4 separate regions of the Homo sapiens genome follow, and regions 1, 3 and 4 are each linked to region 2. The links are chromatin loops, found by intact Hi-C in ENCODE. Cell type or tissue: mammary epithelial cell. All regions are shown on one strand. Region 1 holds the start of MIR1233-2 (microRNA 1233-2). Region 2 holds the start of GOLGA8B (golgin A8 family member B). Region 3 holds the start of NOP10 (NOP10 ribonucleoprotein). Region 4 overlaps CHRM5 (cholinergic receptor muscarinic 5).

Region 1 (8,000 bases), 62 kb after region 2:
AAATGTCGCAGGAGGTGAGATCTGACCCTTCAGCCTCCCGCCCCACCCCCCCCCCACCAACAACTTAAGATAGGTCACTGGATCTTTCTGGGCCTCTTTAAAATGGGAATAGTGCAGCCAGAGGTGGTCCTGGGTCTGGGCTTTGTGGAGGTGGGGGCAGAGAGGGAGATGGGAGCCTGTCCAGCCACCAGCCCCTCTCTCCAGGGCCCTTTCCCCCTGTGCTTTGGGCAGGTTTGCACATTGAAGGAGGAGAAGAAGCATGATACGCATCGGGTAGAGGAGCTGGAGAGGAGCTTGTCCAGACTCAAAAACCAGATGGGTAAGATGGGGCTGGCATGACCTGGGAGCAGGACTGGCATCAGAGGGCTGTGGGGGTGGCTTAGAGTGCCCCAGGGAGGTGGGTGGATGGCAGGGCTTTGAGGCAGAGGGAAAGAGGTCTGTGCCAGGAGACAAGTCTTGTCATCTCCCTGAGCCTCAGTGTCCCCATGAGCAAAGAGGGCCCGTTGTCAGCCACCCGCAGTGCTCTCTATCTGAAAGTGGTTTGGAAGACTGGCTACCATCCGGGTGCGAGGGATCGTTAGCAGTGAAGCCAAGTTTGGGAGCCTGAGAGGAGCTGTGCGCCAACAGGAGGGTGTTTTGTTGTTTTTTCTGTTTTGATTTTTGTTTTGAGAATCCAGAGGCCCTTATGATCTGCTTCCTTTCTCAGCTGAGCCACTGCCCCCGGATGCCCCAGCAGTGTCCTCTGAGGTGGAGCTGCAAGACCTGAGGAAGGAGCTGGAGAGAGTGGCAGGAGAGCTCCAGGCTCAGGTGGAAAACAATCAGTGCATCAGTCTCCTGAACCGTGGGCAAAAGGAGAGGCTTCGCGAGCAGGAGGAGAGGCTTCAGGAGCAGCAGGAGAGGCTTCGGGAACGGGAGAAGAGGCTTCAGCAGCTGGCCGAGCCACAGAGCGACTTGGAGGAGCTGGTGGGTTGCCCCACCTGGGGAGCCTGCCCTCCTCCCTAGCCCTCCAGGCCTTTGTTTCCCCACCTGTAAAATGGGGCAGTGTAGCCCTCACATGAAATATTACTTCCAAAGGCACCTGTGAGCCAGAGCTTTGCTCTGGTGGCTGTGGGAGAGAGGAGAGTATTTTTCTAACTTGGCTCCACCCTTCCCGGTGCCATGGGAGGCAGACACCAAGTTCTGGGGTCTCCAGCTGCAGTGGGTGGCTGCTGATTGCTTCTCTCTGTCCAGAAGCACGAGAACAAGAGCGCACTGCAGTTGGAGCAGCAAGTAAAGGAGCTGCAGGAGAAGCTGGGCCAGGTGATGGAGACGCTCACCTCGGCCGAGAAGGAGCCAGAGGCAGCAGTCCCAGCCTCAGGGACTGGGGGCGAGTCTGTGAGTGGGGAGACCCTCCGGGCCCTGCAGGAAGTCATGGAGAAGCTGGAGGGGAGTGAGTCCTAGCATGGGCCAAGAAGGGCAGGGCTGGGGCAGGTCGCTGCTGAGATGTGACCCCATTATTTTGGCTCCAGAGCGGCCTTATGGACCTCCTGGAGGAGAAGGCGGACCTGAGGGAGCATGTGGAGAAACTGGAACTTGGATTCATCCAGTACCGGAGAGAGAGATGCCATCAGTGAGTGGGAGGCCAGGGCACGGCAGGGGGAGCTGCAGGGCTATGGGAGGGGCCCCAGCGTCTGAGCCCTGTCCTCCCGCAGGAAAGTACATCGCCTTCTAACAGAGCCAGGGGACAGTGCCAAAGATGCGTCACCGGGAGGAGGCCATCATCAGGCTGGCCCAGGACAAGGAGGAGAGGAAGGTAGGGTGTGCAACATCCCTGTGGGGGTGGGGGTGGGGTGGGGGTGTGGGTGGGGTGGGCATGAGGGTGGGCGCCAGCAGCGGCCTGACAGCTGAGCACCCGTCCCTTCAGGTGAAGCTGCTGGAGCTGCAGGAGATGGTGTTGCGGCTTGTGGCAGCTACAGCGAGGGGCACGGCAAATTCCTGGCCGCTGCCCGGAACCCTGCTGCTGAACCCAGTCCAGGAGCCCCAGCCCCCCAGGAGCTCGGGGCTGCCGACAAGCATGGTGGTGAGTAGAGCCCCCAGGCGGGGTGAGCAGGCAGGAGCGGGGGGCGGCTAGCACTCCACTCAGATCCCCGCCTCTCTCTCTCCAAAGATCTTTGTGAGGCGAGCCTCACCAACAGCGTGGAGCCTGCACAAGGAGAAGCCAGGGAGGGTTCTTCCCAGGACAACCCTACTGCACAGCCAGTCCTGCAGCTCCTTGGTGAGATGCAGGACCACCAGGAGCACCCAGGCTTGGGCAGCAACTGCTGTGTGCCATGCTTTTGCTGGGCTTGGCTGCCGAGAAGAAGGAGATAAACACCACCATCATCAAAGAGCTGCTCAAGAAATTTTTAAAAACGAAACAAAGTTATGGGGTTAATCTCCTACACAATTCATTTACTTCATTTGAATGTTAGAGCTACTCATGATTATTTGTGTTTCTAATTTATAGTTTAAGTTTATTTGTAAAAAGTTAAAAGAGAGTGGGTCTCTGTGCCTCTCACTGATGTTCACTCTGGCATCCTTTAGCATTTTTCTTTTTTCATTTCATAATTGTAGGTCATTAGCATGCATATCGAGTTTGCCCTTACGTGGTGGGAGTTCAAACACACAAAGACCCACTCTTTGCACAAAACTGTTCTCGCTGGTTTGGAATAGGCTCCCGTGCTTTTTTAATGTTATTGCAGCATGGATGTTCATTACAGAATTCAGATAAAATTTGCTAATGTTCTGCTATGATGTTTGATCTCATCTTAATCACAGTGAGCTCTTCCATAGCTCAATATGCGGTTTGCCCTCAAGTGTGCACTGTTTATTACTTTGTAATATGCCACTATGAGTACTGACACTTAGAGCTGTTTAAAGGCCGAGAACTGGAAACAGCCTTTCCTCCATTTTCTGTGTATTGGTGATGGGAGTGATAACCTTTTGGGGGAGCTTTCTAAATCTCGCAGAAGAGGAAAGTGGCCTGCTCTGGCAGGTATGTGCAGGATACAGTGTGTTTCATCTGTTCCGGTGCCAAGAATGAGCACTGTACTGTGGCAGTTCCCTTTGGATTTGTATGTGCTCTGGGCTCATGAAGATATTGCATCGTGAGCTGCAGCAGTTGCACTCTTTTTCAGTGACCTAAAAATGGCTTATTTCCGAGGAATGAAAGGCTGCCATCGTTGGCTGTGGATGTGGAAAACCTTTCCTAGCTTAGAGCATTTGTATCTACAATACATTTTAAAGTCAGAGTTCGTGTTCCCTGTTTTAATCACATGACTACCTGTCCCAGTACACGAAAGGGCGCTGGTTGGCATTCTTCTTAATGTATTTAGTAAAGATCATAAGACATCCTTTAAGAGTTTAAATGTCTCTGAAACAGGCATACAGGCTCTAGTCAAGAATGAATTAGAGTGAAGGAAAGCTGTGTGACACCTGGCATTCCTCTCTGTTCATGGAGCTTCTTTGAGGCTTGAAGTTTGATTTTACTATCTAGACCTCTCTGGCTAATACCTATTCTTCAACCACCTCGGTTACTCTGACATAGGAATTTACTTCTTTTCCTTGAGTGGAAAACACTTTAGAAAATAATAACAAACATTATTATAAACTAATATATGTGAGAGTACTTAGTTGAAACAAAAAGGAATTTTAGTAGACAGTATTATATTATCTTTGAAAATCAAGGAGAAGTTTATGCAACTGAAAATGTTTACACACTGTGCTGCAATCTACTGTTTGTGAATGTCAATGTATTATCAGGAAACATGTCTATACGATCGCAGAGTTGTATTTCCTCACAAACTTCTTTACGAAGAGTGAAATATGTTTTTGTACCTCTCAGTTTCAGTCAGGGACATATTTTGTGCAATATTTCTGTGATTGTGCCTATGCGTGATGAGTGAATGCATTTCAATCATACATTGCCTAAATCATAACTTGATGATGCTTGGGAAAGAATCAACAGTTAAAACTTCATGAAGTTCTAATGTCTGTGTTCCAAAACACATCACATTATTAGGTTGTAGGGAGATATGTATGTGTGCTCCCTGGGGTGGGGAGTTTTCTAGTTACTAGACCATCTCCATTTTTAGCACTTGGCAGCCTCATGATCCTTTTATAAATAGGAGATTAACAGGAGAGCAGCAATACGATTTTGCCAATGGAATAACAGATTTGCCGGCATTCACTGAAAGAGGGCAGATATTGGGTCCTTGTGACTTCAACTGACTCTTCCGAATTGTATGAATTTATCAATGTATTAGATAAACCCAGTTTCAGAATAATAAAGAAAAAATATTAGACCAAATAATGTGGCTAATAGTGGTATGATTTCTAGCCCGTGGGTTTAAAACTGTATCCTAAAGAGTCATTTTAAAATAATATAAATATTTAAAAGTGTAACTGCTATCTTTATGTTCTGAAATAAGTTAAAACATTTTAAAATATGAATACTGTAGTTTAAAAGAAAGAAATGGTGGGAAGGAAAAGTAGAGAAAGAAATGCCAATTCCAGTCCAAAGCTTTGTTTGCCAAGTTTTCTTAGAATGAATTTTACCAATGTATGGGTTCTTGTTAACAGAATGTGTAACAGAAATACTGAAAGACTTTTGCCTAAAGTGGCATTATTGACTGCTGGTGTGATGCTACTGTAATGTGATAAATTATTAAATTGTTGCAAAGTGCTGTTTTTGCCTTAAAATTTTATTTTGCGCATCTTGAAAATTATAGTATTAAAGGTATTGATACTGTGCAAATACTGGGCATGCTTGGCATGAGATAATCTGTTTCATTTTCACAAAATTGTAGTATAACTATGCAAGTGTTTATTAAAAGAACACAAAATAAAAAAGGTATGGGATTAAAAAAGTTATGGGGTGAAAAAGTTATTGGATAAAAAATGTAAAACTGTTGTGGCAAAAAAGTAGAAAAACGTTTTCTGAAAAGTTACCAAAACAAAGTTATGAAAAAGAAGTTATGGGATTTAAAAAAGTCATGGAATAAAAATAAAAATTAAAAGCAGGCCCCTGTCAGCAAAGCCTGGAGAAGTGGGGCCGGAGTCTCCACCGCCACCATGTCCCTACCACCCCTTCCCAGGCACCCCTTTACAATTAGGGTAGCAGGACAAGACCTCTGTCTAATGGGGAAAGACAAACAGACCCTTTGCCCCCTCGATCAGGGCTGAGTCCCTAAATTTCTGGATGATGATGATTGTTATTTAAGAGCCAGAGGCTGGTGGAGTTGGTTTGTTTGGAGGAGGCCTGATGCCCCCCTTACTCTCACCATAGCAACTTTTCCCTCAGGGGGGCTCCCACCTTCTTATTCAGAGAGGCAGGACAGTGGGGCTAACTGTGGACCAGGCGAGGGCACGGGCTGCTGGGGTGGCCCCCGTTCCCCGGTGTACATATTGTGTCTGTGTAAGGTTTTGTATATTCCAGAGGGTAGGGCCGCCCCTGTATCATACCTAGCTGAGGTTGGAGCCGGCACATGGGGAGGAGGTTGTAATAATTATTTGTGGCTGCGAAACTTATTTATTGCTAGCATAAGACAGAGGAAGGAGGCGGGGATGGGGTTGTGGCTCCCTGGTGATGCGACTCCTGTTTATTTTGCTTTTTATTTTGGAATATATGGATTTAGCCATACTGCCCGACCTGGTGTGTTCCCATTTCACTCACTGGGTCCTGGAGTTTGTGCCACCAAATGAGGAGCCCCAGAGTGTCTTGAGTGTGTCCAGCTAGGCTGTTAGGGACCTTCCAGGCGTGTTACCTGTATGCTGCCTAGTGGCGCCTGGGGGATTCCACGGGGACTGCCATGGTGCCTATGGGGCGCAGTCCAGCCCTGACAGCCAACAGGCTCGGAAGCCTGTTGTAGCGGTGGCCGGGAAGACAGGTACCAGCACCTAAGGGCACTGACTTCCACCCACCCCAGGCGTCTTCCCTTCTGTCCCCTTCCTCCCTCCCCTGTCTGCACCTGGTGGCCTGTTCTCTCTGTCCCTCCAGAGTGCCGGCTGCCCGGCAGGCTCCCTTCAGGCTGAGTTCGTGGCCCTGCCCCCTGGTGGCCAGAGCCGGCTTCACAGGACAAGAGCCAGCTAAGTTCCAGGGGCTTTCCAGGAAAAGTGTCCCTTGGAAAGGGTATGGCCTTTTCACCCCTCCAAACAGCACCCTAGAAATGGCTTGGCCTTTCCCCTCCCCTGAGCTCCACAGAGAACACAGCCAGCAGAGGACACACTTCCCCGTCATCCAGAAATGGGTTTGATTCTCAGCCAAGGGACAGCAGGACTGGTAGAGAGTGTCAGGCCACACAGCTGCCTGCACAGCACTCCCATGCTTGGTGGGGGGCGGGAGGGATGGCGGGGGCTGACTCTCCATAGGCCAGGCGTGACAGGGAGACTCACCGGAGGTCTTGCACTTTGGAGGGGCAATGTCGGGACAGCTTTCTCTTGTTGGGCCACAAGACTCCAAGAGGACAGCACGGTGACTGATTCCCAGCACTAGAGGCGAGGCCGTTGGCCACATGTAGGTGTAGGGGTGTGTGTGTGTGTGTGTGTGTGTGTGTGTGTATGGGTATTTATAGATATTTATAGAACAATGCGAGGGCATACCACAGAGGGGGGCACAAGTTTCACAACAGTCACACCTGGACGTGTCAGCTCACCACTACAACAGACTAAGTCACAGATGAAGGGGGCTGGCTTTGGGGCTGGGGGAGCCACTGCCAAGTCACAGAACAGCCGCCCAGGCAGGCTTGGAAAGGGAGGCCTCCGAGAAGAGGAGGGATCTGTTTAGAGGTCGAAGGGGGGCGTGGGGCTCTCAGGATGGGATGGACTTGCGTGACCCGATCGGCTGGCAGTTGGAGAGAAAGCAGAGAGAAAAGAGGAGAGACAAAAGGGAGCAGAGAGCTGGTGAGGCCAGTGCGGAGCACAGGTGTGCCACAGCAGCTGTGGGAGGGCCAGGGAGGGGAGGGCGCAGGTGCGGCTGTGGCAAGGTTCCTGGAAAAGAGGGGCTGGAAGGGAAAGGGGAGGAAGATGGAGGGAGGAGCCGGAGCTTCACAGGTAGTGCCTGGGGACTGTGGCGGCCCTCCCCACCCCACACATGCTGGCCTCTTCCATTGCACCCAGGCAGTGTACCCACAGGTCAGACCAACGCTCGGCCCCTTTGGGCTTCCCTCTTCTCTGGTCACCAACCAACTTGTCTTCCAAGTCGTCTTCCAACCTGTCTTCCAACCAACTGGTCCAGGGCCACCTCTCACCTTGGGGAGCCCAACGTAACAGCCACCAGGCCTGACAGAAGGAACATCGCTCGAACAAGGATGATGAAGCTAAATGGGATGGATGGTTGGAGTGATCGCCGGAGCCCCCTCTGGGTGGTCAGGAAGCTCAGGACCCTCTGAAGGGACCCTGGGGGAGGCAGGGTGGGCAGGCAGCCGGATGCCACTGGCTATAAACTTATAAGTCTAAGAGGGGAGCCTCAGCTTGTTGGAGATTGCAGGTCCCATAGGTGAGGCTGGGTCCTTCCTCCCAGGGAAAGAAGAGGGAGACCATGGCAAGGGAGGTGGGTGGGCTTGCTGGGCAGAGCTCAGCTGGGCCAGCAGGCACTGTGCTCCCCTCGGCTGAATAGCAGGGCCAACCTCTAGGAGCAACAAGCCAAGGTGCGTGAGCCTGCTGGCTGGTGGTAGTGCTTCAGCGGAGCCCAGGGACCCTGCCTTCAGTCACATGCTAGCAGCTATGATGGTACCTGGGAGGGAGGGAAGGGGGCTGTGTGCCCCTACCTGACCTGTGAGGTGTGTTTTGGGTTGACCGTGTGTATGGGACTCTCGAGGTTTTATCCTAGATCACCACTGTTTTGCCGACAGATAGAGGAGGTGGGACCCTATCACCCCTGCTCTGCAGTGGATTTGGCTGTCAGCACTCCAAGGCATCCAGGCTGGGAGCTGGATGCCCCACCCTGGCAGCATGGCTCAGACAGCACAAAAGGCATGGCGTGC
Region 2 (8,000 bases):
GAGCAGAGAAGCAAGGGTGGAAGTAGGGAGAGCGGTTGGAATTAACGATGGAATCTCAGCAAAAGATTCAGAAATCCCAGAGGGAGATGATAGTGTACCACACCCGGGTGAAAGATGGCTGCATTTTGAATGTATTTAGAAGATCTGTGCAGATGGGCTGAATGCAGATTAATGTGGAATGTGGATAAGGTGAAAAGTCAAGATTGAAGACAAGATTTTGAGTCTGGGGAACAGAAAGCTGGAATTAGCATAAAAATGTGTTAATGACTGAGATCAAGGGTTTAGGAGAGAAGATCAGTTTTGTTTTGAACATCTGAAGTTTCAGATATTTATAGACATTGAGCTGAATATGCCAAGTAAGCAGTTGGATATACAAGCCTGAAATTTGTGAAAGACTGGGTTCATAAAATAAATATGTTAATCAATATCATATTGATGTATTTAAAGGCATAAGTCTGAATGATATCCTCAAGATTGCAAAGAGTACGTCAGTGGTTTTCAGCTGAAGGCAATTATTTCTCCCCAGGGTACAGCTGGCAATGTCTGAAGACATTTTTGGTTGTCACAGTTGGGGAATGAATTACTAGTGGCATCTAATAGGTAGAGGCTATTAGAGACCAGGGATGCTGCTGAACATCCTACAATGCACAGGATAGCCCCACATATAAAGAATTGTCTGACCCAAAATGTCAGCAGAGCCATGGTTTAGAAAGCCTGCTTCAAAGGGTTTCTAAGAGAAGAGAACGGAACCAGAGCCTGGGCTCTCAGGTGTACCAATATTAAAGATGGCGGAGAGAAGGGGAGAAATTAACAATGGAGGTTAGGAAAGATGACCAGTGAGAAAGAATCACAACCAAGAGAATGTGGAATCCGTGCAGCCACGAGAAGAAATGTACCAAACAACAGGGAGAAATAAAAAGTGTCAAATGCTGCTGCTAGGCCAAATAAAAAGATACTCAAGTAACCACCACTGGGCTTAGCAATGCAGAGGTCACTGGTGACATTAAACAAAGAAGTTTCGGTAGAGCAGTGTGAGGTGAAAGCAACTTCCGAATGTTCGGCAACATACGATACATTTTCTGATCTGGTTATTGCCAACCTTTGAATTCAAAAATTAAACTAAAAATCATATATGGCTATAACCATAGCATAGTGAATCAGCTACTCTCTGACATCCTAATCAAATAGGTAATTTTAAGTGGGATGACTTTTTCCTGCTTTATTCCTCCCACTCCCCAGTTTACAACTTGTTAAATCGACTGGAATAAAATTAATATCTACCCAGAGACACAGGACTTTTTACTCAGATGAAGAATATTTTTCAAATAATTCTTTTGATACCAATTTTTTTAATCTTCAAACTTAAAAAAGACAATCTCAAATAAAATTATACTATATTTTGAATAGATGAACACTAAACTATTTTTTATATATACTTTAAGTTCTAGGGTACATGTGCACAACGTGCAGATTTGTTACATATGTATACATGTGCCATGTTGGTTAGCTGCACCTATTAACTCGTCATTTACATTAGGTATTTCTCCTAATGCTATCCCTCCCCCATCCCCTCACCCCACGACAGGCCCCGGTGGATGAACACTAAACTTTTTAACTATCAGGATTGTCCATTTTATATCCTTACTTTTAGTGGCTTAAATAAACCTCATTTTCTTTTATGGCAGTACATGTTTCTCACCTCTGTTCACAGAGTTTCTAATCTGTCTCTGATTTAATATGTCTCATAGTTTCTAATATGCCTCTGCTTTAAAGTACTTCCTAAAAATTTTATCCACACTACAGACTACAACTTGTCCATCTGGGAAGACATTATCTAAATACATTTATGATTGTAAATTCTCTTTTAGGACCTTTATATTAACCCCACACCCCGCCATTGGTAAGAAATCATATTTGAGAAAAATGTGGGAAAGCTAGCATTTGATTTGATGGCATTAATCACTGATATACAGATGTGCTAATTATTGACTTCAGCAGAACTTTTAACACAACTACTTTAATGAGTTTTTGAAGGGGAAAATGTTGGTTATATACTTTCTGACAAAAAATAGTCAAGCACGGTAGCTCACACCTATAATCCCAGCACTTTGTGAGGCCGTGGCAGGTGGATCACTTGAGGTCAGGAGTTCGAGACCAATCTCACCAATATGGTGAAACCCCATCTCTACTAAAGGAAAAAAAATACAAAAATTAGCCGGGTGTGGTGGCATGTGCCTATGACTCAGGAGGCTGAGGCATGAGAATCACTTGAACCCAGGAGAAGGAAGGTGCAGTGAGCCAAGATCGCACCACTGCACTTCGGCCTGAGCCACAGAGTGAGACTCCATCTCAAAATGAATAAATAAAGAAATAAAATAAAAATAAAAACTGTTTTTTTAAATGTAGGCAGAACTGTCTTTTGTCAGTATATAGATACGTGTGTATCTTCATTGGACTCAGTGGGGACAAAAGTTTTACTTCAAGTGCATATAATTTCATATTATCTTTAAATTTTGTCTTCAAATTGTATTATGTTTATAATTCAAGTTTTTTTTTCAAAATCAATGTCACAAACAATAAATGTTAGAAAAAAACTTTCATTTTTCTTGAAAGAAACATAAGACATATTACCTTTTATTTATTTTATCTGTGTGATGCTTTCCTTAAGAAAGGCATCTGTTTTGGAAATAAACAGAATTAATTTTAACCCATAACCCTGAAACTTAATAATTATAGAAACTAGAGTAGATTCTTTTACTTATCTGTGCTGCAGTTTTCTCACATAAAATGAGGAAAACACACTTACTTCATAGGGTTGGCAAAAGGGAAAATACTGAACTAATTTTGGGCTAAAAGTTTCATAAATTAGGTACACAAAATTAATACCTACTGATTTGGTTTGGCTCTGTGTCCCTGTCCAAATCTCATCTCCAATTGTAATCCCCACGTGTCAGAGGAGGGACCTGATGGGAGGTGATTGGATCATGGGGGTTCTCCTGATAGTGTTCCCTCAGGCTGTTCTCGCGATAGTGGGTGAGTTCTCATGGGATCTGATGGTTTTATAAGTAGCGGTCTCCCCCGCTCTTCCCTCTCATTCCTGACGCCATGCGAAGAAGGTCCTTGCTTCCCTTTTGCCTTCTGCCATGATTGTAAGTTTCTTAAAGCCTCCCCAGACATGCAGAACTGTGAGTCAATTAAACCTCTTTCCTTTATAAATGGCCCAGTCTCGGGTATTTCTTTATAGCAGTGTGAAAATGGACTAATACACGTATTGTTCACTTTTGAATGAAAAAACACAGTCATCTTGGAAAGTAGAGGGTTTCTCTTTTCTGTTACTCAACTGCAGTATATGGCTGCTGCCACTGGATGGCAACCAAAGACACAGAAAGACCAGGAATGCCTGAGCAACAGCCTACAGAGCTTCAGCATTTCAAAAGAAATTCTAACACATCAGACGAAAAACAAAATGCATTCAGTAGGTAAAAAAAATATGTAGTCTGTGAATTAAGTGGCAATTGTTTAACTAAAATATATTATCCTTCAACAAGTCATATTTTAATATGTTTTGAGAAAAAATATCTAAAGTAGTGATGGTCTCGTTCTTTTTCATCAGGACTAGCTCAGAGTATAATAAAGTTTTAAATGTTCAGCTTCCAAGGTATTTCTTTGATGGAACCTTCACTTAAAGAAGAGGTGAAGAACAGTGGAAGCTTATTCTTTATAGTAGATTATTGAGGTGAGGTTGCCGAGATTAAAAGTCACAAGTTTTGGAAATAGGTAGAATTAATTTTAACCTACAGATTTTAAACTTAAGAATGCACTCACGCCGGATGCGGTGGCTCATGCCTGTAATCCCAGCACTTTGGGAGGCCGAGGCAGGTGGATCACGCGGTCAGGAGATGGAGACCATCCTGGCTAACACAGTGAAACCCTGTCTCTATTAAAAATACAAAAAATTAGCCAGGCGTGGTGGCGGACGCCTGTAGTCCCAGCTACTCAAGAGGCAGGAGAATGGCGTGAACCCAGGAGGCGGAGCTTGCAGTGAGCCGAGATCACACCACTGCACTCCAGCCTGGGTGACAGAGCGAGACTCCATCTCAAAAAAAAAAATTAAAATTAAAAAAAAAAAGAATGCACTCAGGTAGATTCTTCTACTTGTCAGTGCTGCAGTTTTCTCATACGTAAAATGATGAAGATATGTCTATTTCACGCGGTTGGTAAAAGGGAGAAAATAAACTAATTTAGGCAAAGGTGCCCATTGTTAGGCTTGGCATATAGAAGACACAAAGCAAATGGTAGCTATTACTGATTCTGTGATAAAAATGGTTAAGTTTTGTTTATATTTGACTGGATCAAAAGTGAAATGATCCATATATGATCTTTTACTTATTACATGTGTTGATGCTGTCCTGAAGAATATCTTATAAATAAAAGGTTAGATTTGTTAGTCAGTATTGAACTAAATCAGTACATCTTTTCTGTAAAATGCGACAGCACCTAACCATTCTCAGTACAGCATAGGCACTGTCATAAGTATAGCATTTGTTTTGTTAACTTTTTAGGTACACTTCTTTTAAACTGAAAGCCAGTGTTGGACAAGCAAATGCAGCTTCAAAATGGCAACAGGATAAGGATACATTTTTTTTTTTATGCTTTAAGTTCTAGGGTACATGTGCACAACATGCAGGTTTGTTACATATGTACACATGTGCCATGTTGGTATGCTGTACCCATTACCTTGCAGGGTTGTTACATATGTATACATGTGCCACGTTGGTGTGCTGCACCTATTAACTCGTCATTTACATTAGGTATATCTCCTAATGTTATCCCTCCCCCTCCCCCCACCCCATGACAGGCCCCGGTGTGTGATGTTCCCCACCCTGTGTCCAAGTGTTCTCATTGTTCAATTCCCATCTATGAGTGAGAACATGTGGTGTTTGGTTTTCTGTCCTTGAGATAGTTTGCTCAGAATGATGGTTTCCAGCTTCATCCATGTCCCTACAAAGGACATGAACTTATCCTTTTTTATTGCTGCCTTTTTTATAGTATTCCATGGTATATATGTGCCACATTTTCTTAATCCAGTCTATCATTGTTGGACATTTGGGTTGGTTCCAAGTCTTTGCTATTGTGAATAGTGTCGCAATAAACATATGTGTGCATGTGTCTTTATAGCAGCATGATTTATAATGCTTTGGGTATATACTCAGTAATGAGATCGCTGGGTCAAATGGTATTTCTAGTTCTAGATCCTTGAGGAATCACCACACTGTCTTCCACAATGGTTGAACTAGTTTACAGTCCCACCAACAGTGTACAAGCGTTCCTATTTCTCCACATCCTCTCCAGCACCTGTTGTTTCCTGACTTTTTAATGATGGCCATTCTAACTGGTGTGAGATGGTGTGTCATTGTGGTTTTGATTTGCATTTCTCTGATGGCCAGTGATGATGAGCATTTTTTCATGTGTCTGTTGGCTGCATAAATGTCTTCTTTTGAGAAGTGTCTGTTCATATCCTTCGCCCGCTTTTTGATGGGGTTGTTTGATTTTTTTTCTTGTAAATTTATTTATTTGTAGATTCTGGAATATTAGCCCTTTGTCAGATGGGTAGATTGCAAAAATTTTCTCCCATTCTGTAGGTTACCTGTTCACTCTGACGGTAGTTTCTTTTGCTGTGCAGAAGCTCTTTAGTTTAATTAGATCCCATTTGCCTATTTTGGCTTTTGTTGCCATTGCTTTTGGTGTTTTAGTCATGAAGTCCTTGCCCATGCCTATGTCCTGAATGGTATTGCCTAGGTTTTCTTCTAGGCTTTTTATGGTTTTAGGTCTAACATTTAAGTCTTTAATCCATCTTGAATTAATTTTTGTACAAGGTATAAGGAAGGGATCCAGTTTCAGCTTTGTACATATGGCTAGCCAGTTTTCCCAGAACCGTTTATTAAATAGGCGTTCTCTCCTTTCGTATCTAAAGGAGTTTTATGGACAGGCTGATGGTGGTTATGTGCATGTGGGGAGAGCTTAGAGTGGGAGCTAGTCATTACACTGGTGGACCTTTAAATGCCACGGTAGGGAGGCTTCCTCCAGAGGACCGACAACTACACTAGCAGCACCCACTCTCACCAGGCAGTGTACACAACTCTCTTTGGAGAGAATCTCTGATTTTTTTCTTTGGGGTAAGTGACTGGCTGCATCCATGATTTGGGGGGAGGGGCATTAATTGTCCATGCTGGATCTTCATTTATTCTACCTGTTCCAGTCCCATTTCCACTCTGCCCTCTGTGATACCTGCACTGCACTGGAGCCTGGAGGCTCCCTGAGGTTCTCACAGACGGACGGGTCAGCCACCCCCGCCCCCGGGCTCCAGACCCTCTTCGTATGTTCTGGCCTTGTGCCCTCGAATCTATCCCATAGATCTCTAAATCCTCTTCATCTTCCAGATGAAATCATTCATCTGCTAACGACTTCCTTCTGCCCTCTTTGTTATGTGGCTTAGACTTTTAAAAACACTGATCCATTAGTTGAATGGAAGAAGAGGATATAAATGTGATTTATCAGACCCCATCTTGAATCCCATTCATTTCACAGCTGCTGTCCTAACTCAGGCTCAGGGTGTGCAGAGGCCAAGTCCACACTGTATCTAACCCTAGTGCAGCTCAGGATTTGGTTTTCCCCAGCCCGTTCTCCTCAGGGTCTCAGGTCAGGCCCTCAGGGCAGCAGGAAGATGGGCTCTCCTCAACCCCCAGGCCCCCTGTCCTTCTGTGCTCCCCCTCCCCCCCGCCCCCCCCCCCGTCTTCAGAACTTCCCATGCCACAGCTTCGCCTAGTCCAGCCACAAGGAGAAAAGAAAACGAGGGCAAATCACCAGGATTTGGGGGAGCGAGGCAGCTGAGGTCCCACTCTGCACAGACTAGGCACCTTGTGCCTCTCCCACGGCTTACCACATCTGCCTGGGACTCAATGAAAGGGCCAGAGGGCCGAAGGTGACACCGGAGTCTCCAGCACGACCTTCGCCCAGGGCCTCCAGGGGATTTCGATTTCTCGCGCTGTGGGGGCGGAAGACCGGCTCTCCTGGGGATGTGTGTGAGTGTCTGGGAGTGTGTGCTCCCCAGGGCCCCGCGGAGGTCAGGGTCCTCTCCATTCAGGACAGCAAGGAGAGAAAGGCCTGGAGTGAGGCCCTGGGGCTGGGGGCTAAAGCAGCAGAGTATCAGAAATGGGGTGCTAGGGTGGTTACTGGGGACCAGCAGGGAAGACTTGGAGTCCAGCATGCGCCTAGGGGTGCTGCGGTGGGGAGGCAGCAGGGGGCCTCCCCTGCCCGATGGGGCTTTCGGAGGCCGCGATCCCCGAGGGTTCCTAGCTCTAAGGTCCCCGCTTACAGCTGCACCGGGCAGAGCGAGCAGGGCGCAGCGCCGCGGCCGGGGCAGGATGCGGAGCCTCGCGTTCACCGGCTTTACCCGCGAGACCAGACCCCTGCAACTCCCCAGCCAGCAAGGCCGGGACGTGCTTCGGGCATCTGTGTGCTCCCCAGGGCCCGGGACGTTCGGGGCGCTGAGCCGTCCAACGTCTGGGTTCCAGCCCCGGTCCCGTAGATCCTCCCGGCTGGACCCGGGTCCTGGGTGCACCCGCCCGCCCTGCCGATGTCCCAGTGCCGGGGCCAGGGGCCGCAGGGCCTCGTGAACGCCCGGCACGGACGCATCTTTTTCTTCCCTCTCTTCCCCGCGCGCGGTGTCGCCGGGAAGCGTTTCCCGGCCCCAGTGATCCAAGAGCGGGTGAGGTAAAGCGGCAGGGACCGGGGCGCGGGCTCGGCAGCCGCAGCTCAGTGCGCGTGCGCCAGGTAGCGGCAGCCCTGCGTGCTTTCCGTACTCCGCTTGCGGTATGTACCCGCCGCTATTCAGCTTCCGGGCTAATTAGCAGTCGCGGTGTGCCGCTACGTGCGGGCTCTCAAGGAGCTCAGCCTCCCGGACGGAGCCGGCGGCTGCGGGGCGAGGACGGCGGCGGACC
Region 3 (8,000 bases), 240 kb after region 2:
AGCCTCCTGTGTAGCTGGGACTACAGACGCCCACCACCACGCCCGGCTAACTTTTTGTATTTTTAATAGAGACGGGGTTTCACCGTGTTAGCCAGGTTGGTCTCGATCTCCTGACCTTGTGATCCGCCTGCTTCGGCCTCCCAAAGTGCTGGGATTACAGGTGAATTCCTCCTTTATTTTTAAATTTTTTTGTAGAGGCCGGGCACGGTGGTTCATATCTGTAATCCCAGCACTTTGGGAGGCCAAGGTGGAAGGATTGCTTGACTCCAGGAGTTTGAGACCAGCCTGGGCAACATGGCAAAACCCTGTCTCCATTAAAAATACGAAAATAAGCCAGGTGCGGTGGCATGCACCTGTAGTCCCAACTACTTGGGGGGCTGGGGTGGGAGGATCGCTTGAGCCCAAGAAGTTGAGGCTGCAGTGAGCTGAGATTGCGCCTCTGTGCTCCAGCCTCGGTGACAAAGGAAAACTCTGTCTCAAAAAAAAAAAAAGAAAAATTGTAGAGATGACGTCTCGCTATGTTGCCTAGGCTAGGCTCAGACTCCTGGCCTCAAGTGATCCTCCTGCCTCAGCCTTCCAAAGTGCAGAGATAACTGGTGTGAGCCACCACACCCCATCTGAGTTCTTCTTTAGACCCGAAGACTCAAAGCACTGATTCTCAACAGGTGAAAGAGGGGATATGGATGGGGAACTTGCATAGTTTGCAAATGTCCCCCAAGTGATTTTGATCTTACTTCTCGTTGAGAATGACTGCATTAAAGAAGTTGCTTCTTTTTCAACAAGACACACAGACCCCTATCTGCCAAGAAGAGACAAGCCCAAGCCATCACTGCCTCTAAGTGCTGCTTTTTTTTTTTTTTTTTTTTTTTTTTAGATGGAGTCTTGCTCTGTGGCCCATTCTGGAGTGCAGCAGCACGATCTTAGCTCACTGCAACCTCCGCCTCCTGGGTTCAAGTGATTCTCCTGCCTCAGCCCCGCAAGTAGCTGGGATTACAGGCACGAACCACCACATCCAGCTAATTTTTGTATTTTTAGGACATACGGGGTTTACGCCATGTTGGCCAGGCTGGTCTCAAAAACCTGACCTCAGGTAATCCACCCGCCTCGACCTCCTAAAGTGCTGGGATTACAGGCATGAGCCACCGCACCCGGCCCAAGCAGAGGCAGTTTATAATACATTCCAGCCTAGTTTTCAGGAAGGCATTTCTCTGCAACAGATAACTACAGATTATCTTTTCCCACTAAGGTCCTTCCCACCTTACCCTCCCATCCTCCATCCTCCACATCCCCTTCCCCTCATAAGCTCAAGCATGGCAAAATCCTAGAACAGGCTCCAGTTGCCTAAAAAAGACAGATGAACTTGGGCCTTCCCCCTTGAAACCTCTCTGTGCCAGTCCTAAGACACATACCCCTGATCCTCTCTCCCACCACAAAAACACATGCGGAAGTGTCCCCTGTTCAAGAGAATCAAGTTGCTAATTGCCATCCTTTCTCTATACTCAGCATGTGTCCTCAGAGACACCTTAATCTGTCCTTAAGGAAGTCCTCTTCCTTCCCCAGCCCCTAGTCTTAAAGGTACAATCTCCTTCCCTAGCCTCCCCAAGTGTGATACCTTTGACGGGGTGTAGCACCTCACATTCCTTTAGGTCAGCCCAGAGAGCTTGTCTCAAAGGATATGAGCAGGTACCAGAAATCCTCCTCACCACCTGCAGACTTACCTCCATCTGAAGCCATCCTCTCAGGTTTGGGCACTAACTGTGGCTGTCTGGAAGCCTCCAGAATGAGGCAGTCAGGTCCAGGACCCAGAGTAACCTGGCTCCAGTAGGTGCACAGGGATCCAAGGAAGGGAAGGTAAAGATCAGATCACACAGAACTAGAATACGGAACTCAAGGCATTCTGCTGTGGGGGAGGGGAGAGGGAAAAGTGGGGTGAGGGTGGGGACAGATATTCCATGAAGGGTTCTAGTAAGTATGAAAAAACCAGGAATTCCCTTCAAACTACAGTTTGGCAACACAATTGATGTTTGCCTCTTTAGGGCTATTTGTAAACTTTTTCTCAGATTCCCAACACATTACAGTTTTACCGTTTGGTTCACTACACTTCGATTCTTCACCAACATATCTCATTTTGTGTCCTTCCATCCCAGCCAGTTCTGTAACTGACTTCCTATTAACAGCAGGTTGACTGTAGACCCCTGACTTAATTCAATGATGGCTATATTTTCTGAACTAAATTCAGAGTACATTGGTCTATACACGTAAGGATCAAGGGAACTAAAGTTTAAAATTAGAATTGTCAGATGATCCAAGGTGCTCGATTGCTGTGTGCACATCATTTCCTTGGAAAGCTGTCCAATCTACTAACATAGGCTCTGTACTCCACAGACGCCTTACCCTTTGCTGAAAAGCCTCACTAAATAAAAAAGCTGCCATGCAGTTTAAAATTTCAAGAGTAGAAAGTCCTTCTTTTTGTTAAATTATTTTGGTTTAAACTTTAAAAATAAAATTTATCTGCTAAGGTTCCTGGCGACTATTTCAGGCCAGTAACTCCCAGAGCATCCTCTACAGCCACAGCTTCATCCAAACGTGGATTTCCCCCAAAAGGCCTTCCCTGGGGTTCATGGCATCTTTCTTGCTTCCTCTGAGATATCTTTTCTCTTTTCTAAAGACCTGAAGGCTAAAATCATCATTTTCCTTTCTAACAAAATTAACTACTTAGATTTAAATTTTTTTTTTTAAACAGAGTCTCGCTCTGTCACCCAGGCTGTAGTGCAGTGGCGTGATCTCTGCTCACTGCAAGCTCCGCCTTCCGGGTTCACGCCATTGTCCTGCCTCACCCTCCTGAGTAGCTGGGACTACAGGCACCCACCACCATGCCCGGCTAATTTTTTGTATTTTTAGTAGAGACGGGGTTTCACTGTGTTAGCCAGGATAGTCTCGATCTCCTGACCTCATGATCCGCCCGCCTCAGCCTCCCAAAGTGCTGGGATTACTAGGCGTGAGCCACCGTGCCCGGCCTTTAAAAAATTTTTAACAGGTAATAAATACATTAGCAAGGTTCAAAAATCAAACTGCGTAATAAAATACATAGCAATAAGTCTGCCTCCCAACCCTTACCCCTTTCTCCTGCAACTAAGTTCTCTATCCCAGAGGAAACCAGTATCATCTGTTTCTTGTGAATACTTGCAGAGATTTTTTATGCAACTACAAGTAAATACAAACCATATTCTTTTTTTTTTTTTTTTTTTTTTGAGACAGGATCTCGCTCTGTCGCCCAGGCTGGAGTGCAGTGGCGTGATCTTGGCTCACTGCAACCTCCGCCTCCTGGGTTCAAGTGATTCTCCTGCCTCAGCCTCCCGAGTAGCTGGGACTACAGGTGCCCGCCACCACGCCCCGCTAATTTTTGTATTTTTGGGGGTTTCACCATATTGGCCAGGCTGGTCTCGAACTCCTGACCTTGTGATCCACCCGTCTCAGCCTCCCAAAGTGCTGGGATTACAGGCGTGAGCCACCGCGCCCAGCCACAAACCATATTTTTTTTTCTTTAAGACGGACCCAGGCTGGAGTGCAGTGGTGCTATCTCAGCTCGCTGCAACCTCTGCCTCCCCGGCTCAAATGATTCTCCTGCCTCAGCCTCTGAAGTAGCTGGGACTACAGGCGCCCACCACCACGCCCGGCTAATTTTTCTGTATTTTTAGTAGAGACGGGGTTTCGCCAGATTGGCCAGGCTGGTCTCGAACCCTTGACCTGTGATCTGCCTGCCTCAGCCTCCCAGTGTTGGGATTACAGGCGTGAGCCACCGCGCCCCGCCAAACCATATTCTTAAAAAAAAAAAAAAAAAAGTGCAGGTTTTTCTGGTTACACAGTTAATATATATTCCAATGCTTTTGTCATTGTAAATAATGGCGTAACGATGATCTTTGTAATGATATTTTGGTTCTCATTTTCATTTCTTTAAACGAGAGTCTTATAAGGAGAACTTCTATATTCTTTTAAAAATTGTAAAAACTCCTAGAAGGTGCACTTTATTACGTTATTATTAGCTACTCACCACCATAAGAAAGAGCGCTGAATTTGCGGTAGGGACCTAACTTTAAATCTTGGTTCGACCGCTGAAACATGCTTCACCAGTTTCATAAAATAACTTTACGCTCTTTCGCTTTACGGAATATTGATACTCAACATGCATTCTTTACCGCCAACGCTTTGAAATGGAGCAGGGGAACTGGATGTAAAAGAGGGGAGGGAAGAAAACCTCTTCTTTCTTCCCTAGGGTAAAGGGGCTCTGAATCCTGGAGCCCTTGTTTCTTCAGGCATTGAAAACTCACTGCTCCTGAAATGGGTGTGTATCTTGAGACAAAGACAGGCTTCTATACGTCAATATTCTATCCACATCCATCCCTACCCCCCTCTAACGCCGTGTACCTAGCACACAGTAGGGACACTCCACGTGTTTTAGCCTGCAAAGTTGCAAGTAGGGCCCCAAGCCAAGCCCTGCTCTCGTGCGCCCCCTTCTGGCTAGCTGAAAACAAGGCAAAAATTGACTACATTTTCCGGAGTGCCAGGAGAGAGAGACTTCCGGTTATGCAGGAAGGAAATTGACGAACACGTGACGCGGTCGGGCGGACCACTGCAGACTGAGCGGTGGACCGAATTGGGACCGCTGGCTTATAAGCGATCATGTTTCTCCAGTATTACCTCAACGAGCAGGGAGATCGAGTCTATACGCTGAAGGTGAGGAGAGAAAACAGGGTGTAAATAGGCATGGCGAGAAATGTAGATGGGAGGAGTGGGTGAGGTCATACGTGGAGTTACCTAGCTGGGTGCGGGGAACCAGAAAGTCCAGAACCGAGGTGGGGAAGAACCGGGACCGCGCGACTCATTTTTTAATTAAAAGAAAAAATTCTGGCGGGGCGCAGTGGCTCCCGCCTGTAATCCTAGCACTTTGGGAGGCCGAGGCGGGTGGATTGCCTTAGCTCAGGAGTTCGCGACCATTCTGGGCAACACTGTGAAACTCCGTTTCTACTAAAATACAAAAAATTAGCCGGGCATGGCGGTGTGCGCCTGTTATCCCAGCTACTCGGGAGGCTGAGACAGGAGAATCGCTTAAACCCGGGAGGCAGAGGTTGCAGTGAGCCGGGATAGCGCCATTGCACTCACTTTTCCTTTTTTTTTTTTTTTTTTTTTTTAAAGACAGGGACTCGCTTTGTTGCCTAGGCTGTAGTGCGGTGGTGCGGTCTCGGCTCACTGCAACCTCCGCCTCCTGGGCTCAAACAATCCTTCTGCCTCAGCCTCCCGAGTAGTTGGGACTACAGGCGTGCGCCACCATACCCGGCTAATTTTTGGTTTTGGGGTTTTTTGTTTGGTTGGTTGGTTTTGTTTGTTTGTTTGTTGTAGAGACGAGGTTTCGCCATATTGCCCAGGCTGGTCTCAAACCATCCTCCCGCCTCGACCTCCCAAAGTGCCAGGATTACAGGCGTGAGCCACCGCGCTCGGCCTTTTTAAATTTTATATTTCTCTATTTATTTGTACAACTTTTTGAGTTGACCATTGCATCTTCTATTTTCATGTTTGCCCTTTTTCGCGCTGGCCCCACCCCATTTCATCACTCCTGTACTGACATACATTCTGTGTTCCTGGAGCAGAAATTTGACCCGATGGGACAACAGACCTGCTCAGCCCATCCTGCTCGGTTCTCCCCAGATGACAAATACTCTCGACACCGAATCACCATCAAGAAACGCTTCAAGGTGCTCATGACCCAGCAACCGCGCCCTGTCCTCTGAGGGTCCCTTAAACTGATGTCTTTTCTGCCACCTGTTACCCCTCGGAGACTCCGTAACCAAACTCTTCGGACTGTGAGCCCTGATGCCTTTTTGCCAGCCATACTCTTTGGCATCCAGTCTCTCGTGGCGATTGATTATGCTTGTGTGAGGCAATCATGGTGGCATCACCCATAAAGGGAACACATTTGACTTTTTTTTCTCATATTTTAAATTACTACAAGATTATTAAAGATAAAATGATTTGAAAAACTCTTATTTTGTGAGTTGTTGGAGGAAAGGATTGGCAGTATTTTTTTAAAGGGAGGGAGATGATAAAGGAGAGTACCCCAGAGAGTTGCAACAATACCACTTGGAAGAAAAACTTCAGTCCTGCTGTTGCAAGAGTGGTCATGTGCTGTTCATGATAGGAGGGTATTGGGGAAGAAAGATTAAGACTTTCACAGCTGTCAGCATTCACTGAAAAATACCTCTGTTGTCACTTAACGTAATTTCTTGTCCCTTGAAATAAGATTTTGATTAAAAATGGAAGAGTACTTGTAAAAGTAATAGGCATATTACAGACAGAGGTCAGTGAATTGAAAGTCAGAAGACCAGTATTTGCTTTTTGTATAACTTTGAGAAAGTTACTTAACCTGTTTAGTCTGATTTTTCTCCTGATTAACTTATCTTTGAACTCAAATTGATTTAGTGGTGGGCCTTTCTTTTTTTTTCTTTTGAGACAGAGTCTAGATCTGTTGTCCAGGCTGGAGTGCAGGGGTGCAGCCTTGGCTGACTACAACCTCCGTCTCCCAGGTTCAAGCAATTCTCCTGCCTCAGCTTCCCAAGTAACTGGGATTACAGGTGCACGCCACCACACCTGGCTAATTTTTGTATTTCTTTTAGTAGTGACAGGGTTTCGCCATGTCGGCCAAGCTGGTCTCAAACTCCTCACCTCAAGTGATCCACCCACCTCAGCCTCCCAAAGTGCTGGGATTACAGGCATGAGTCACCACACCTGGCCTGGGTCTTTCTTTTTTTTTGAGATGGAGTTTTGCTCTTGTACCCCAGGCTGGAGTGCAGTGGCGCCATCTTGGTTCACTGCAACCTCCGCCTCCTGGGTTCAAGCTATTCTCCTGCCTCAGCCTCCCGAGTAGCTAGGACTACAGGCGCACACCACCATGCCTGGCTAATTTTTGTATTTTTAGTAGAAACAAGGTTTCACCTTGTTGGTCAGGCTGATCTCAAACTCCTGACCTCAAGTAATCCGCCCGCCTCAGCCTCCCAAAGTGCTGGGATTACGGGCATGAGCCACCTTGGCCGGCCTAGTGCTGCAGATTTTAAAATTGCTTTGTGGAGTCTGTATTTTAATTCTGCAATCTTTATTTTCTATGATAAAAATTCTAGATTCCAGAAGCAGATATAACTTAAATTAGCACAGATGTGATTTATGAAGACATACCCTGGAAATACTTTTTTTTTTTTTTTGAGTCAGGTCTCACTCCTGTGGTCCAGGCAGGAGTGCAGTGATGTGATCACAACTCATTGCAGCCTCTACCTCCCTGTCTCAAGCGGTCCACCCCATTTTTAAATTTTTTATAGAAACGAGGTCTCACTATGTTGCCCAAGCTGGTGTTGCACTCCGGGCTCAAGCTGTCCTCCTGCCTTGGCCTCCCAAAGTGTTGGGATTACGGGCGTGAGCCACAGTGCCCGGCCAGACTTTGCTTTTCTTGGATCTTGCTATTTGACCATCCCAGCAGAAAAGTTCAGGATAGTTGTGGGTTGCTGAAAAGAAAAAAAAAAGTCTCTCAACTGGAGTCATAATTAATAGAAGACAGATGATTTTGAAATACATTACTGAAACATATAGGAATGGTGAAATGAGATACTTGTTTCCTGTCAAGGAATTTTATTTCTTAGCCTGTTCACTTACTTGCAGGGTTCTTAACATTGGATCTGAAGGATTTTAAAGAGTTAACTTAGAGAAATTGTGAAATGGGATACTTGTTTCCTGTCAAGCAATTTTATTTCTTAGCTTGTTCACTTACAGGATTGGATATAACATTGGATCTGAAAGATTTTTAAAAGTTATCTTATCCAATTAAGGGGATAATGATTGGAGACATGTTTCTTAAGCACCAAAGTCAGTAAGTGAATTTTGCTACCAGTTTTTTAATGTTGGCTGCAGTTCTGCCTTTATCTTACAAAAAAGAAAAAAAAAAAAGAATTAGCATTGCT
Region 4 (8,000 bases), 530 kb after region 2:
ACTGAAAAGGACCCGGCCTACACTAAGACGCATGAAGTCTGGTGATTTTTAAGTCCAGCTGCAGATGTAACCAACGAGTTAAATAATGTCTGACAGGAGTGCTTCATCTTTAAAATCCTTGCTGTGTACCACACTACTGCTTCTTTGTGGACTTTTGTCCACAAAGGTCCTTTGATTCCGTTTGTTTATACGCACTTAGAGATTTCAATTAAGTGTGGTTTTTAATAATCCTCATGCTGTCATGCATGTCAACTGTTTTATTTTTATGTATTACTATGACCTACACTTTGTTTTTAAAAATGAAGCTTTCAGATCATTTTCAGCTTCATCGCACCCTCAAGTGTGCTTTTCTGGCCTTCTCATTTGTGACCGAATTTGGAGAGGAATAAAGAAGTCATTTTTAGGCCCTGATTTGAAGGACCTATAAAAAAAGACTTTCTACCCCCACCTCACCCCACAACCCCCTGCTTGGAGGCAGCACAGCTGACCTGCTTGCGTCTTGGTGTGAACTGGGGATCTGAACAAGGGAAATTGGAGGCTGCAAAAGGGCTCTGGAAGAAATTCAAAAGCAAATCTGTTTTCCACATTTTGCTCAGGTTTGCCCTGTGAAGAGATTAGAAAGCAAGATCTCTGAAAACAATATAAGAACCTTAATTCAACAGCCTGGAGAAAATCTTCAGCCAGTGAAGGGCTCTTACACAATTAGTCTTCCTAAGAACAGAGCATAAATAAATGGGTTCAAATGGGCACAAAATAGAATGCACAATATCTGTTTAGATAAAAGAAAAAATTTCCACTGGCAAAAACTAAAATAACTGACTGTGGAGACTTGATCCATCTTTATTAGTAGAAAAGAGGCCCCTTGAAAGGACTGGGTATGACCAGGTTTCAGTCCTTCCAGACTCTGGATTCTGAGAGGAAGGATGGTTCCCTGGAGATCAGCATGGGTTCAGTGAGTACAAGGAATTGACATTGGATATGAAAGGGAAGAGCAAGACCTTCACTCAGATGTGGGGACAGGAAAACAAACCACAGTATAGTATAGACCACATAATAGCTGCATAATAGATAGTGATCAGTTTATGAAGATACATATTCTTAGAAGCCTGTTGAATATCAGTCTCGTTAACAAGTGACACTGTTGTACATTCTCCTGCTGGTTCTCACTGGCACAAGACAGCTTCATAGACACATACATATTGCACAAAATTCTATGACAGGTTTCCACAGGAAAAGGTTTCCACCTGGTCTCTGCTGTTTCCTACAGAAGGGGCATAAGTTCCCTGAGTCACTGTTCATTGTTACCCAGTGTGCTTCCTCTTGTGAAGGGCCATGAGCCTATCCCTTTACTTCATTGGCAAACTCCCCTGGCATCAAATGGCCTTGGTCATAGGCAAGAGTCATTTAATATGTCAGCAATTGCTGCAGCTATGGCCCCTTCCATTTGGCAACCAAACTTGAGCCTTTACAAAAATCTTCAAGGACTCAAAATGAGATGTCTTCTTTTTGAAAATATACAAACCAGAATCAGCTTGCTCATCCTCAGAGGATGTTGACTGTGGTCATTGTTCTTTCGAGAGGAGTTGTTGACTTTTCAGGGTAGCTTGCTGTTCCCCTGCCAGTACAACTTCTCTTCCACTTTTTTCTTTTTCCATCGGCAGAGAAGCAGCATCTTAAAGGTCTTCCTGAAGGTTCTGTTGCAGAGGGCATAGCAGATGGGGTTGACAGTGCTATTGACATAGCACAACCAATAGCCCAAGTGCCACAGGGTGACTGGGACACACTTGTCACAGAAGGTAGAAACCAGGACCATGATGTTATACGGGGTCCATGTGATGATGAAGGCCAGGAGAATGGCACTCAGTGTCTGGGCTGCTTTCCTCTCTTTGACTAGGACCACTCTCTTTCGTTTGGTCATTTGATGGCTGGGGTTGGGATTGAGGCCTTTCGTTGAAGGTTCCTTGGCCACTGGGAAGGGGCAGGGCATGATTTTCACCTTGTGACAGCCATTGTTGGTCTCCTGGTTCCCGTCAGCTTTTACCACCAATCGGAACTTATAGGCCACACATTTCTGACTCTTGGGTCTATGAGCAGCTGCTGGAGACAGAAGGTAGTTTGGGGTGTCATAGTCACTTTTTTCAGTTTCAGCTTTCACAAAAGTTTCCTCAGTCTCTTCAGCACTGAATTCTTCCCCTGGGCTTTCCTTACCCTGACTCTTGTAGACCACTTGGAGGACAGGGTCAGTGGCGGGCTTGTCCTCATCCTCTGAGGAAGGGTAGCTGCTACAGGTGGTGAGCTGCTCAGCTTTGGCCCAATTGGCGCTTGGGCCAGTGGCTTGGGATGGCTTCCCAGTGGTGGAGGTGCTCCTGCGGGAGGATGACCAGGAGGCCTGGTTCCTTTCCCGCTGGGCCAGGGTGGGTCGAGGACAGCGCAAGCAGGATCTGAACAGAGCCCTATGAGCTGGCTTTCTCTTCTCAGCTTTGGTCACAGAGTCAGAACCCTGGAGGTCAGCCAGGTCCTTGGTTCGCTTCTCTGTTTCCCGGTAGATTCGACAGTAGAGGATGGTCATGACAGAAACAGGGATGTAGAAGGCAGCAATGGCAGTGCCAAAAGTGATGGTGGGCTCAGAGAGAAACTGGATCTGGCACTCATCCAGTGGAACTGTCCGCTTCCCAACCAAGTACTGCCAGCAGAGGATTGCTGGGGCCCAGAGGATGAAGGAGATCAGCCAGGCCAAGCCAATCATGATGCCAGCCCTTTTCGGAGTACGCTTGGCCCGATATGTCAAGGGTCTTGTGATGGAAAAGTAACGGTCAAAACTGATCACCAGAAGGTTCATGACAGAAGCGTTGCTGGCCACGTAGTCCAGTGCAAGCCAAAGGTCACAAGCCAGACTCCCGAGAGCCCAGCGTCCCATGAGGATGTAGGTGGTGTAGAGGTTCATGGAGAAGATTCCAATGATGAGATCTGCACAGGCTAAGCTGAGCAGGTAATAGTTGTTAACTGTCTTGAGCTGGCTGTTGACTTTGAAGGAGATCATGACCAAGACATTGCCCACAATGGTGATCAGGCTTACCACAGCAGTCACAGCTGCAATGGTGATGACTTCCCACAACCTGTGGCGTTCCAAAGGCTGGTGATTTACTGGGGTGCCATTGACGGTGGTTGCATTGTGGTAAGAATCCCCTTCCATCCTGGTGCAAAAATTTTACAGTAAATAGTGTTAGGTTCTAGGCTGTTTTCTATTTCAGCTCTTCTTGGCCAGCATCTGGAAGAGAGGGAAACACATTAGCTTCGCACACCAGCATGATTTTCTTGTCCATCCATTGTTTATAGTTTTTTTTTTTTTTTTTTTTGAGACAGAATCTCGCTTTGTCACCCAGGCTGGAGTGCAGTGGTGCGATCTCAGCTCTCTACAAGCTCCGCCTCCCGGGTTCAGGCCATTCTCCTGCCTCAGCCTCCCGAGTAGCTGGGATCACAGGCTCCCACCACCACGCCCAGCTATTTTTTTGTATTTTTAGTAGAGACGGGGTTTCACTGTGTTAGGCGGGATGGTCTCGATCTCCTGACTTCGTGATCCACCCGCCTCGGCCTCCCAAAGTGCTGGGATTACAGGCGTGAGCCACCGCGCCCGGCCCATTGTTTATAGTTTCTAATGGAATATTAAACGTGGCTGCACACATATTCAGAGCAAGATGCTGAAATCTCTAAAGTTTGATCACCTATTTTTAATGGCATCCTTTTGCTTTTTGTTGTTACCTATGGCTGAGTGCCCTTCTTATGCATGAGGCTGCTGCCCTCTTGTGGCAATTTTAAAAAGGGCTGGGAAGACGAGGAGGGTGAAGGGAAAGGAAAAAAAATGGATTGTTGAGAAGCAGTAAAGAGAGGAAAGCAGGGATGTTAAATCACTTTAGATTGCAATGATCATAAGGGCTGAAACCCTATATTTTTAAGATCCTGGTGATAAATACCTAAATCGTCATGCACTGGGGAAAAAGTGGTATCTATTCTATAGTCCCAGTCTTGATTATTAAACATTACTGAGGTGCCGTTGTGAGCCAAGACCATATTATACCACCTCTCCTTGCCCTAATGCACAAACTCCAAGTGCATATCTGGTTTTCATCTAGGGGGTTTTACATTTGCCCCAGCTGCTGAAGATAAGGACCTTCTCTCTGTTCCTGAACTATTTGCAATATCATAGAATTGTTTTAGGTTATCTTTTTTCTGGTTATAGAGTAATACATTCCTTATAAAAGCTCAAACAATGTCAAAATGTAAATCTTAGAAAGCAAAAGTCTCCTCTAATTCCACCTTGCAGAGGTAATCAATGCTAACAGTTTAGTGTATATTTTGGCATTTTCCCATATGCATATACTAATAAATAAATATTTAAATACAATTTCCCCTATGCATATACTAATAATTATTTTAAATGGGTGCCTTTTACCATTTACAATTTGAATTTTGTTTTTTACTTAACAAATGAATTATCACAGACAGCTTTTTATCAGTACATCTAGAGCTACCACTTTCATTGTAATGACTGTACATTATTCCACTTAATGGATGTACTATATTTAATTAACCCTCTGTTGACAAATTTTAACTTTCAAAACTAAAATGAAATTTTCCCTTTGTAGATTAAAAAATCTATGTACATGATAAAGATTTCAGTGTGTACTAAAGGGTAAATTGTAGAAATTAGGTCTCCCTCCCACCTCTGACCTCCAAGCTTGCAAGCTCCCCATTTTCAGAGGTAACCACTGCTACCATTTATTTTTCCTTCTAGAGATATATATGCATACAACATAAATTTGATGATATATAACAAACACCACCTTGACATGATAATGGGCGGTAAAGGGAAAAAAAAAATCTTTTTTTTTTTTTTTGAGACGGAGTCTCGCTCTGTTGCCCAAGCTGGAGTACAGTGGCGCTATCTCGGCTCACTGCAAGCTCCGCCTCCTGGGTTCACGCCATTCTCCTGCCTCAGCCTCCCCAGTAGCTGGGACTACAGGCGCCTGCCACCACGCCCGGCTAACAGAGTCTTGCCCTTGTCACCCAGGCTGAAGTGTAGTGGCACCATCTCGGCTCACTGCAACCTCTGCCCCTTGGGTTCAAGCAATTCTCCTGCCTCAGCCTCCTGAGTAGCTGGGATTACAGCCACCAAGCCTGGCTAATTTTTGTACTTTTTAGTAGAGATGAGGTTTCGCCATGTTGGCCAGACTGGTCTCGAACTCCTGACCCCAGGCGATCCACCCACCTCAGCTTCCCAAAGTTCTGGGATTACAGGCGAAAGCCACCGTGCCCGGTGAAAATCTTTTTGATGACCCTTAAAATACCCCATGTGGGCAATTTTATTTAATGGGGTATTTCTGCTCTGCCTATGGCCAGTCTTGACACTTTTTTGATAACAGTAACTGACAGAAAGGTGACAAATTTGCAAAGGGCTACAGTTTTCTTGGCTTTGCTTTATATTTTCAGCTGTAATTTTGGGTGTTTTCATAACACCTCAAATTCAATATGGAATCGAGTTGATGATATTGTCTTGCACCGGAAACCAGATTCTCCCATCTTCCCAATCTTGCATGCTTCTTCACCTCCCAAACACATGCAGTCTAACTGACCCACGAAGACTCCTCTTTTTGGTCCCTCTCCATTCCTGCTGCTACCAACTGTCAGCTTATACCTATAATACCTCGGTGTTATCAACATTCTTCAAGTTGTTGAAGCAAATTCTAAGGTTGCCAGGTCATTAGGTAGAGATTCCCCAGCATCTGAAAAGACCAGTTACTCTACACTCTACAAATCTCTAGGCAAATGCCATCACAGATTATCTTCCAATGGTCAGATCTAAGCCACACAGTGCAAAAAAGGGCCTGTGGAAATCGCTTTCTCCTTTATTCTTTCTTTTCTTCCTTCCTCTCCTGCCCCTCTTAAATATTTGAATGTTTATTATGGAACAGACTCTAATGCTGGCGATACCATGGAATAGGCTAATGTCTCTGCTCTTTAGACACTAGTTGGGAATGTAAATAAATTAGCAGATAGAAATAGCAGGGGTGCAACATGCCATAGGGGCACCTGTGAAGGACCTCCAGCCTCGTTGAGTGGACATGGGAAGCACTTCCTGAGGAAGAGACCTAAGAGTCGAGACTTGAAGAATGAAGTCACCAATAGCTAGGCAAAAGGTGGGTGGAGGCTGGGGATGCTAGTGCCAGAATGTTTCAGACAGGGAAGGGAAGAGCTTGTTTGTAAGCCCAGAGGCAAAAGAGGAGGAATGGAAAGAAACAAGGTAGCTGGAGCCAAAGAAAGCTGAGAAGTGAAAGGTGAAACTGGAGAGGCTGGCAGGAGAAGGAGGGACAGGAGAGGACCTAAGAGAAAAGTCAGCTTTATGGGAGAGCTGTGTCAGCTATTTCCAGACTCCCCATCTACTCTGAAGGTAGTCCCAACATCCAGGTGTTGGGGAGCATTAGTCCGGAGAGAAGTAGTAAAATGATCTGACCGCTTGCTGAATTTTTTCTAATCAATTCTTCAAAATAGGAATACATGGTGTTTTGGAAGGATTTAATTTTTCCACTTAATTTTATTATCAGGTCATAAGCAATTTATGGAAGTTTCTGGGAATTTGGATGTGCACATACTCCTTTGGACACATGTATAGCCTGGGTACTTCTTTTTCATCTGTTTCCTCATTAGAAAAAATAAGGAGGCCAGGTGTGGTGGCTCACGCCTGTAATCCCAGCACTTTGGGAGGCCGAGGCGGGTGGATAGCCTGAGGTCAGGAATTCGAGACCAGCCTGGCCAACATGATGAAACCCTGTCTCTACTAAAAATGCAAAAGTTAGCTGGGCATGGTGGTGTGTGCCTGTAATCTTAGCTACTTGGGAGGTTGAGGCAGGAGAATTGCTTGAACTCAGGAGGTGGAGGTTGCAGTGAGCCAAGATCTTGCCACTGCATTCCAGCCTGGGCGACAGAGTGAGACTCTGTTTCAAAAGAAGAAAGTTAAGAAAAAAAGGAAATTGGACTATGGGAACTAACATACCTACATTTCTATGACTTTGTATATTATATTGTGTCAAAAAACAAAATTAAAACAATTGTAAAGATCTCAGTTGGCTTTATTTGTGATTCTAGAATCAGGCAATTCTTCATTTTGTGAAATAAATGTTCTGATGAGCTGACCAGAAGAATTTGGCTTTATAGGCAGAGAAGGCCTGAAGAAAGCAGAAGCAAAGAACAAGGGTGTATTAGTTACTTCCAGACAGAACAACAGAAAATAACTGGTTAGTTAACATCAGGTTACTTCAGGCTGTGTGTGTGTGTGTGTGTGTGTGTGTGTGTGTGTGTGTTAGAATTAAAGCAGAGAGAACTTCCTTATTATGCTGATTGAAGATTTATAGTGGCCTGTTTGGGAAATTGGCTCTCTCTCTCTCCTGATTTCTCAGGTCAAATAACAACTTAGTTTAGGTTTGTTGACTTGGAACTTTAGTATGGGTGGCTCCATTTTGATTTTTATTCTGGTTTGTTGGAGCCTAGTTCAAGAGCTTAGTCCAAAACAATGACCTCCTGTAATTTTTTATTTATCAATAGTGTGATGGTTAATTTTATGTGTCCACTTGGTTAGGCTACAGTACCCAGTTGTTTTGTCAAACACCAGTCTAGATATTGCTGCGAAGGTATTTTCAGATATGATTAATACTGAAATCAGTAGAATTTAAGTAAAGAAGATTACCCACCATAATGTGGGTAGGCCTCATTCGATCATTTGAAGGGGTTAAGGGAAGACTGAGGTGCCGAATGAAAAGAGCAAGGAATTCTGTCACCAAACTGCCTTAGAACTCAAGACAGCAACATTGATTCCTGCTGGATTTTCCAGCTTGCCTGCAGATTTCAGATTTGCTAGCCCCTACAATCATGTGACCCAGTCCTTTAAAATAAAAATAAATCTCTCTCTCTCTGATAAATGGAATAAGCTCTTTGCTAAAAGGGAAAAG

What was found. Peaks named below come from ENCODE experiments on the same cell type or tissue, not always from the same donor. Only the 100,000 strongest peaks of a DNase experiment are listed, where the experiment ranks them.
Region 1: a loop joins it to region 2, with 7 times the contacts of the local background. A loop is called at or near these places in 27 of 110 quality-filtered maps.
Region 3: it touches region 2 in a loop (20-fold over the local background); 31 of 110 quality-filtered maps call a loop at or near these places.
Region 4: a loop joins it to region 2, with 17 times the contacts of the local background. A loop is called at or near these places in 36 of 110 quality-filtered maps.

The regions. Positions count from the first base shown.
Region 1 is chr15:34,521,981-34,529,980 of GRCh38, reverse strand. It overlaps GOLGA8B (golgin A8 family member B), which reads left to right. Exons shown (of 24, transcript NM_001023567.5): 17 at 1-14; 18 at 232-319; 19 at 707-963; 20 at 1,231-1,374; 21 at 1,509-1,609; 22 at 1,692-1,792; 23 at 1,904-2,059; 24 at 2,147-4,886. The coding sequence ends at 2,349. It overlaps MIR1233-2 (microRNA 1233-2), which reads left to right and starts at 1,610; the gene lies at 1,610-1,691. It also overlaps the pseudogene DNM1P5. In mammary epithelial cell, no CTCF peak of the experiment used is centred here; no DNase peak of the experiment used is centred here.
Region 2 is chr15:34,583,540-34,591,539 of GRCh38, reverse strand. GOLGA8B (golgin A8 family member B) reads left to right here and starts at 7,889. Exons shown (of 24, transcript NM_001023567.5): 1 at 7,889-8,000. RefSeq lists enhancers at 2,918-3,212, 6,614-7,114, 7,099-7,168, 7,115-7,616 and silencers at 4,386-4,586, 7,739-8,000. In mammary epithelial cell, a CTCF peak has its summit at 3,362 (motif pointing right); DNase peaks (open chromatin) are centred at 3,039, 3,329 and 7,819; H3K4me3 peaks cover 1,641 bases; H3K27ac peaks cover 927 bases.
Region 3 is chr15:34,339,754-34,347,753 of GRCh38, reverse strand. NOP10 (NOP10 ribonucleoprotein) reads left to right here and starts at 4,618. Exons shown (of 2, transcript NM_018648.4): 1 at 4,618-4,734; 2 at 5,646-6,035. The coding sequence starts at 4,681. The coding sequence ends at 5,786. It overlaps NUTM1 (NUT midline carcinoma family member 1), which reads right to left and starts at 4,439. Exons shown (of 8, transcript NM_001284292.2): 1 at 4,052-4,439; 2 at 1,719-1,812. The coding sequence starts at 4,057. RefSeq lists silencers at 4,586-4,685, 4,766-4,875. In mammary epithelial cell, a CTCF peak has its summit at 4,512 (motif pointing left); a DNase peak (open chromatin) is centred at 4,593; H3K4me3 peaks cover 1,013 bases; H3K27ac peaks cover 1,123 bases.
Region 4 is chr15:34,057,911-34,065,910 of GRCh38, reverse strand. CHRM5 (cholinergic receptor muscarinic 5) reads right to left here. Exons shown (of 3, transcript NM_012125.4): 3 at 1-3,268. The coding sequence starts at 3,193. The coding sequence ends at 1,595. It also overlaps a transcript of AVEN not described here. Among named protein-coding and RNA genes, the nearest start is that of AVEN, 23 kb to the right of the region's middle. In mammary epithelial cell, a CTCF peak has its summit at 3,802 (motif pointing left); no DNase peak of the experiment used is centred here.